Regions from separate parts of the Homo sapiens genome. Here region 1 is linked to region 2. A link is a contact called in ENCODE Hi-C or POLR2A ChIA-PET data. All regions are on one chromosome and are shown on one strand. Each heading gives the region's core, a stretch centred on a gene start or an enhancer-like site at or near the end of the contact. The rest is flanking DNA. Distances are from core to core; before and after follow the strand shown.

Evidence for each region. A loop is a pair of places that touch in the nucleus more often than their neighbours do. ChIA-PET counts read pairs that join two places held with the same protein, here RNA polymerase II (POLR2A). Pooled maps may share reads with other maps.
Region 1: a map with no recorded cell type shows a loop between it and region 2 (7-fold over the local background). The contact joins two enhancer-like sites. A Hi-C loop is called at or near these places in 10 of 37 single-sample maps with no recorded cell type and 6 of 50 pooled maps. POLR2A ChIA-PET finds 5 or more read pairs at or near these places in 3 of 52 experiments (PC-9, Panc1 and activated CD4-positive, alpha-beta T cell).

The regions. Positions count from the first base shown.
Region 1 is chr13:40,628,835-40,631,583 of GRCh38, reverse strand. The region is part of intron 1 of FOXO1 (forkhead box O1); the gene reads left to right. Among named protein-coding and RNA genes, the nearest start is that of FOXO1, 36 kb to the left of the region's middle. RefSeq lists an enhancer at 1,401-1,500. Within about 2 kb of position 1,408, at least 3 of the 41 ENCODE cell types and tissues checked have a DNase peak (open chromatin) inside an H3K27ac peak, as active enhancers do.
Region 2 is chr13:40,444,248-40,446,947 of GRCh38, reverse strand. The region is part of intron 6 of LINC00598 (long intergenic non-protein coding RNA 598); the gene reads left to right. Among named protein-coding and RNA genes, the nearest start is that of LINC00598, 35 kb to the left of the region's middle. RefSeq lists enhancers at 683-1,288, 1,098-1,397. Within about 2 kb of position 1,312, at least 13 of the 41 ENCODE cell types and tissues checked have a DNase peak (open chromatin) inside an H3K27ac peak, as active enhancers do.

The DNA of each region.
Region 1 (2,749 bases), core at 159-2,658, 180 kb before region 2:
TTGTTTATCCATTCATCCCTCAATGGACACCTTTTGGGTGTTGTGAATAGTACTGCTGTGAATATGGATGTACAAACGGTGGTGTCCTTTGAAGCAAAAATGTTCTTAATTTTGATGAAGTCCAAAGTATCTATTTTTTTTTCTTTTGTAGCTTGTGCTTTTGGTGTCATGTCTAAGAAACCATTGCCTAATCCAAGATCGGAAAGATTTATCCCTATGTTTTCTTCTAAGAGTTTAATGTATTAGTTCTTACATTTAGGTCTTTGATTCTTTTGAGTTGATTTTGGTATATGCCATGAGGTCACAGTCATAGTTTATGGAATGCGGCCCTAAACTTAAGCTCTAGTTGTTGGTCTGCTTTGGTTATGCTGAAAAGTTGCAGCATAAATACTTTTCGCAGGGATCCCTCCTCCACAATGCTGCCACTCCACCCTGCAGGACTCTAAGTCCAGCCTCTCTTGGCCCTGAATGATTGAGAACTCTGGAACAAAGACCTTGGCAATAATGTTTTTATATCCATTTCATTTTTCCTCATTGGTCATAACGGCTTTATTCTTTCTCACTTATCCACCCCACAACATAATTTATGTTAGGTGGAAAATTGCCCCTAACTTTAGTAAGCCTCTTTGGGGTGGGAAAATCCTCACCTGTATGGAGGCATTGCCCCTTGATTCTTGGTTTCTGAACCACATTCCTGCAGAGTGGTGCCCTGCGGGAATCTTGGTATTATACTTTAAGGCAACTTCCTTCCCATTTAAGAAATTAAAAAGATTTAGACAAAGAAAAATGACAGAGTGGTGTTGAGGAGTGGTGTTGGCAAAGCTTGTAGTCTTCACAGTATGGGAAGGGAAAAATAGTTTTAGGCTCTTTCCCTATTTGCCAGGCCAGTCATTAAGTGACAAGCTTTTCCTGGTTTTTCCTTTTTTTTTTTTGAGAAGTTTTGCTCCCACGCCCAGTCTGGAGTGCAGTGGCGCGATCTCGGCCCACCCCAACCTCCACCTCTTGGGTTCAAGCAATTATCCTGCCTCAGCCTTCCGAGTAGCTGGGATTACAGGCGCGCGCCACTGCACCTGGCTACATTTTTGTATTTTTAGTGGACACGGGGTTTCACCATGTTGGCCAGGCTGGTCTTCAACTCCTGACCTCAGGTAATCTGCCACCTTGGCCTCCCAGCATGCTAGGATTACAGGCGTGAGCTACTGCACCAGGCTGGTTTTTCCATGTTGACAAATGATTTTTGCTTTTCAGTGGGAACAAAAAGAAGAACAAAAGCAAACAGCCCCAGACTGTTTAGAAGGATCCCCTTGGCTTGCCCTGTGTGTAAACGACACCGAGATTTTCTGTATAATCAGAGATTCTCAAGAGTTTCAGTTCCCCTTGCTGTTTAAATTAGCAGGACTTGAATTCCTAGAACAAATATGCCTAGCATTGTGGCAGGACTGGAGTTCCTGGTTTAGCTACTTATATTTTAAACCTCCTTCCCTTATTTTTTGGACATAGAAAGGTAGAAGATATAATACTATCAATTTTTTTGAAGTGGTGGGCATTATTTTGTAAATTAAAAATGTTAGATGTAATGTAGTTAAAGGTTCTTATCACTTGACTGCTGAGCACAAGAAAAGCCCAAACCAGGCTACTTGTTGTAGGTCCTCTGGTTTCAGAATGATTTATGCTCACTTTACTAGCACATATTTAGTTGCCTTGAACCTTCTCAACTGTAGCTTCCTCTTACAGAACACAGTGCCCCACAAGGAGACTTTGAATCTGTGATCTCCTCCCAGGTTTTAGCCGAAGCCCACAACCCACTGAGCATGTGAAGCAAGGGCCATTGGTGGATGGGTCTTATGTCCATATGCAGGTTGAATATTCCTAATCTGAAAATCTAAAATCCTAAATGCTCCAAAATCTGAAACTTCTTGAGTGGCAACATGATGCTCAAAGGAAATGCTCAGTGGAGGGTTTTGGATTTTTGGATTAGGGATGCTTAACTGGTAAGTTTAATGCAAATGTTCCAAAATCTGAAAAAATCCAAAGTCCAAAATGCTTCTGGTTCCAATCATTTTGGATAAGGGATAGTCAGTCTGCACTTGATATACCTCTAGAGGCTGTGAAATCTTAGGCAGTTCAAAAGTCATGTTGTTTGGCTGGGTGCAGTGGCTCACGCCTGTAATCCCAGCACCTTGGGAGGCCGAGGCGGGCAGATCACCTGAGGTTGGGAGTTCGAGACCAGCCTGACCAACATGGAGAAACCCCATCTCTACTAAAAATACAAAATTAGCTGGGCGTGGTGGCGCATGCCTGTAATCCCAGCTACTCGGGAGGCTGAGGCAGGAGAATAGCTTGAACCCGGGAGGCGGAGGTTGCAGTGGGCCGAGATTGCACCACTGCACTCCAGCCTGGGCAACAAGAGTGAAACTCTGTCTGAAAAAAAAAAAAAAAGTCATGTTGTTTTAACTATTCATTGCCATTTGTTGGTTGGGCCTCTTCAACCATTGTGATCCAATCCTAGTTCAATCCCTTGTTGAATTCAAGTATTGAGGTCTTAGGATGAATGAACAAGGCTTTGGGCTGGCACATAAAGGTGGGACACCCACAGGTCCTGCTCTTTGGGAGTTTGGGTAAGTGTATTTTATTCCCGAGATGCACTTGTAAAAATATACATGGTAGGCCATAGGTGGTCTCACAGTTTGTCTGTAGTAGTACAGTTACTGTTTGATTCAGGGGAGTGAGAGGTGAGTCTGTTTCAGAG
Region 2 (2,700 bases), core at 63-2,562:
AGGATTACAGGCATGAGCCACCACACCCTGCCAGGGTTGGTTTCTTCTAAGGGCTGTGAGGAAGAATCGGTTCCATGCCTCTTTCCCAGCTCCTGGGGATTTGCTGCAATTTTTGGCATTTCTTGGCTTGTAGATCTCTGCCCTCATCTTCACAGGATGTTCTCCCTGTGTTTCCAAATTTCCCTTTTTTATAAGGACACTGGTCATATTGGACTAGGTCCTACCCTAATGATTTCCTCTGTAAAGATCTTATCTCCAAATAAGATCACATTCTGAGGTACTGGGAGATAGTACTCCATCCAGCATATGTTTTTGGCGGGGACACACTTCAACCCATAACGTCACCACTCATGAATGCCCTGGAATGTCTGTGTTACATGTGCTCACAAAAGTTTGTTTGGTTTTTCTCTTCTCTTCCATTATGTAGAATACCCTAAGGTATTTGAATTACCCACTGTTCCTCTTAGATCATTCCCTCCCAGCTGATGGAGGAACTTGGGAAAAGCTGCCAACCAACTCAATATTTTGCCTCCCTTAACTGGGAGATCACATTACTATGGGCAAAGTGCTCTTCATGCAAATCTCCATGGGTTTGAGGAAGAGGTCTGTGAATTCCAAATATTCAAGAGGGCACTGGGCAAGTGGCCCTACCTTTTTTCTTTCTTTCTTTCTTTCTTTCTTTCTTTCTTTCTTTCTTTCTTTCTTTCTTTCTTTCTTTCTTTCTTTCTCTTTTTTTTTTTTTCTGAGACGGAGTTTTGTTCTGTCACCCAGGCTGGAGTGCAGTGGCGTGATCTTGGCTCACTGCAACCTCAGTTTCTGGGTTCAAGTGATTCTCCTGCTTAAGCCTCCCCAGTAGCTGGGATTACAGGCACCCACCACCATGCCCGGCTAATTTTTTATTTTATTTTTAGTAGAGACGGGGTTTCACCATGATGGCCAGGCTGGTCTCAAACTCCTGACCTCAGGTGATCCACCAGCCTTGGCCTCCCAAGTGGCCCTGCCTTTTTAAAATAAAAATATAAATATAGGCTTTATTTCCTCTTTGGAACGCTCTAATCAAAACAAACTGGGCCACGCATGGTCACAATAACAGGTGGCTCGGGAGGTCCCTTGTGGCTTGCTGGCTGCAGACCTGGCCTCGTAGAGCCCGGGAGGGAGTGACATTGGCCCCTCATGCAGCGGGGCAGCCAAGCGTGCCTGCAGCTGGCCGAGGCCAGCTCTTGACTCACAGAATGACTAACAACGGGGAAGCGTAGACAATGGCGAGAACAATGTGGGAGAGTTGTTGCTGGAAGGAAGTGAGACTTGTCAGGGCTTCCCCCCAGCTGCTCACAAGGTAGTGCTTGGTGAAGCATGCCTTTCTCCTCAAAGTCTAAACAGGATCAGTGAAAACGTAACCAGCCCTCATGAGCCTGTAATCTGGGATTACAGGTGTGAGCCACTGCACATGGCCTGCCCCACAGCTTCTATGATGAGCCCCTCACCCCGTTTATACCACTTAAGTCTTCTCCTGGCCAGAGGTGATGCCCACACTGGGCCAGGCTGGGTCCAAGTGTGGAGTCAGGTCATCTTTCCCGGAGGGATTTACACAGAAGAGCAGGGGTCACACCCAGGGACACTGGGATGGGACGTCTGGCCCAGAAGTGGCTTCTGAACTCAATGCCCCGTGGTCTCTGTCACTTGAAGTTCTGCAACTCTAAATCTCTATTTTTATATATTTCATTGATTAAAGGCAAGAAACACTTAACTTTTGTTGAGTTTGAATAGAAGTAACTGCCCTTATATTTAACAGTGAGTAAATGTACAACGTTCCTTTTGAAATGAGGTCTTCTCCATCCCACTCGATTTCCCATATGGGAGTGTTGAAGGAATCTAGAATTCACTGTCTTCACAGTCCCCTTCACCTTGCTCAGAATCTATGTTGAAATTTTTAAAGTCCATTTTCTGTGCTGATTAAACTTTCACATGTTAGCCTTTGAGGCAGATATGGCATTTTGGTAATGTGGTATACAGATTACTGAATAATTACATAAGCTCTGGACAGCCACATTTCCTAACATGCATGTGCCTCTTCTCACGGGGCCCAGGACAATACTTCCAACTAAACAATTCCAAGAAGTTTTATTCAAATAACACTCTCTCTGAAGAATTTCTCCTGTTTAATGGGAGCTAGGGGATATAATTAACTTGAACACTTGATTTGGAATAAGACAGTAGAGATTTTAGAAATTGAGGGATTTGAAATATCAAACTCACTCCTAGGATTTAGACCCAGACAAGAAAAAGCTTAAAAATAAAAACAACATTACAATTATTAAATTTATAGTCCAAATTTAGATATGTGTAATGAATAGTCACTTTTTTTCTTCTTATCTGGAGGCTGAACAATCCCGAGCTGGGATTTTTTTTTTCTTTAATATGAAAGAAAAGAAAAATTAGTGTCTGGGAATGAAGGGTACTTATGACCTTTCTCCAGCCTCCTGGAGTGATGTTTGGGGACCTTTGCTGAAGTAAGTAGAGTTATTCATGTTGAAGACAGCTCGAGAATGAAGCACACAATTACACGGGGAGAAGAGATAAGAGAAAAGAGATCCATTTATTATTAGAGTCAACCTTTAGAGAGTTGTTGTGCTTTTTGAATGAACTTATCAGTGACAAAAAGTTAAAGTGTAGAAGCAGAAGGCATTTATTCAGATGGTA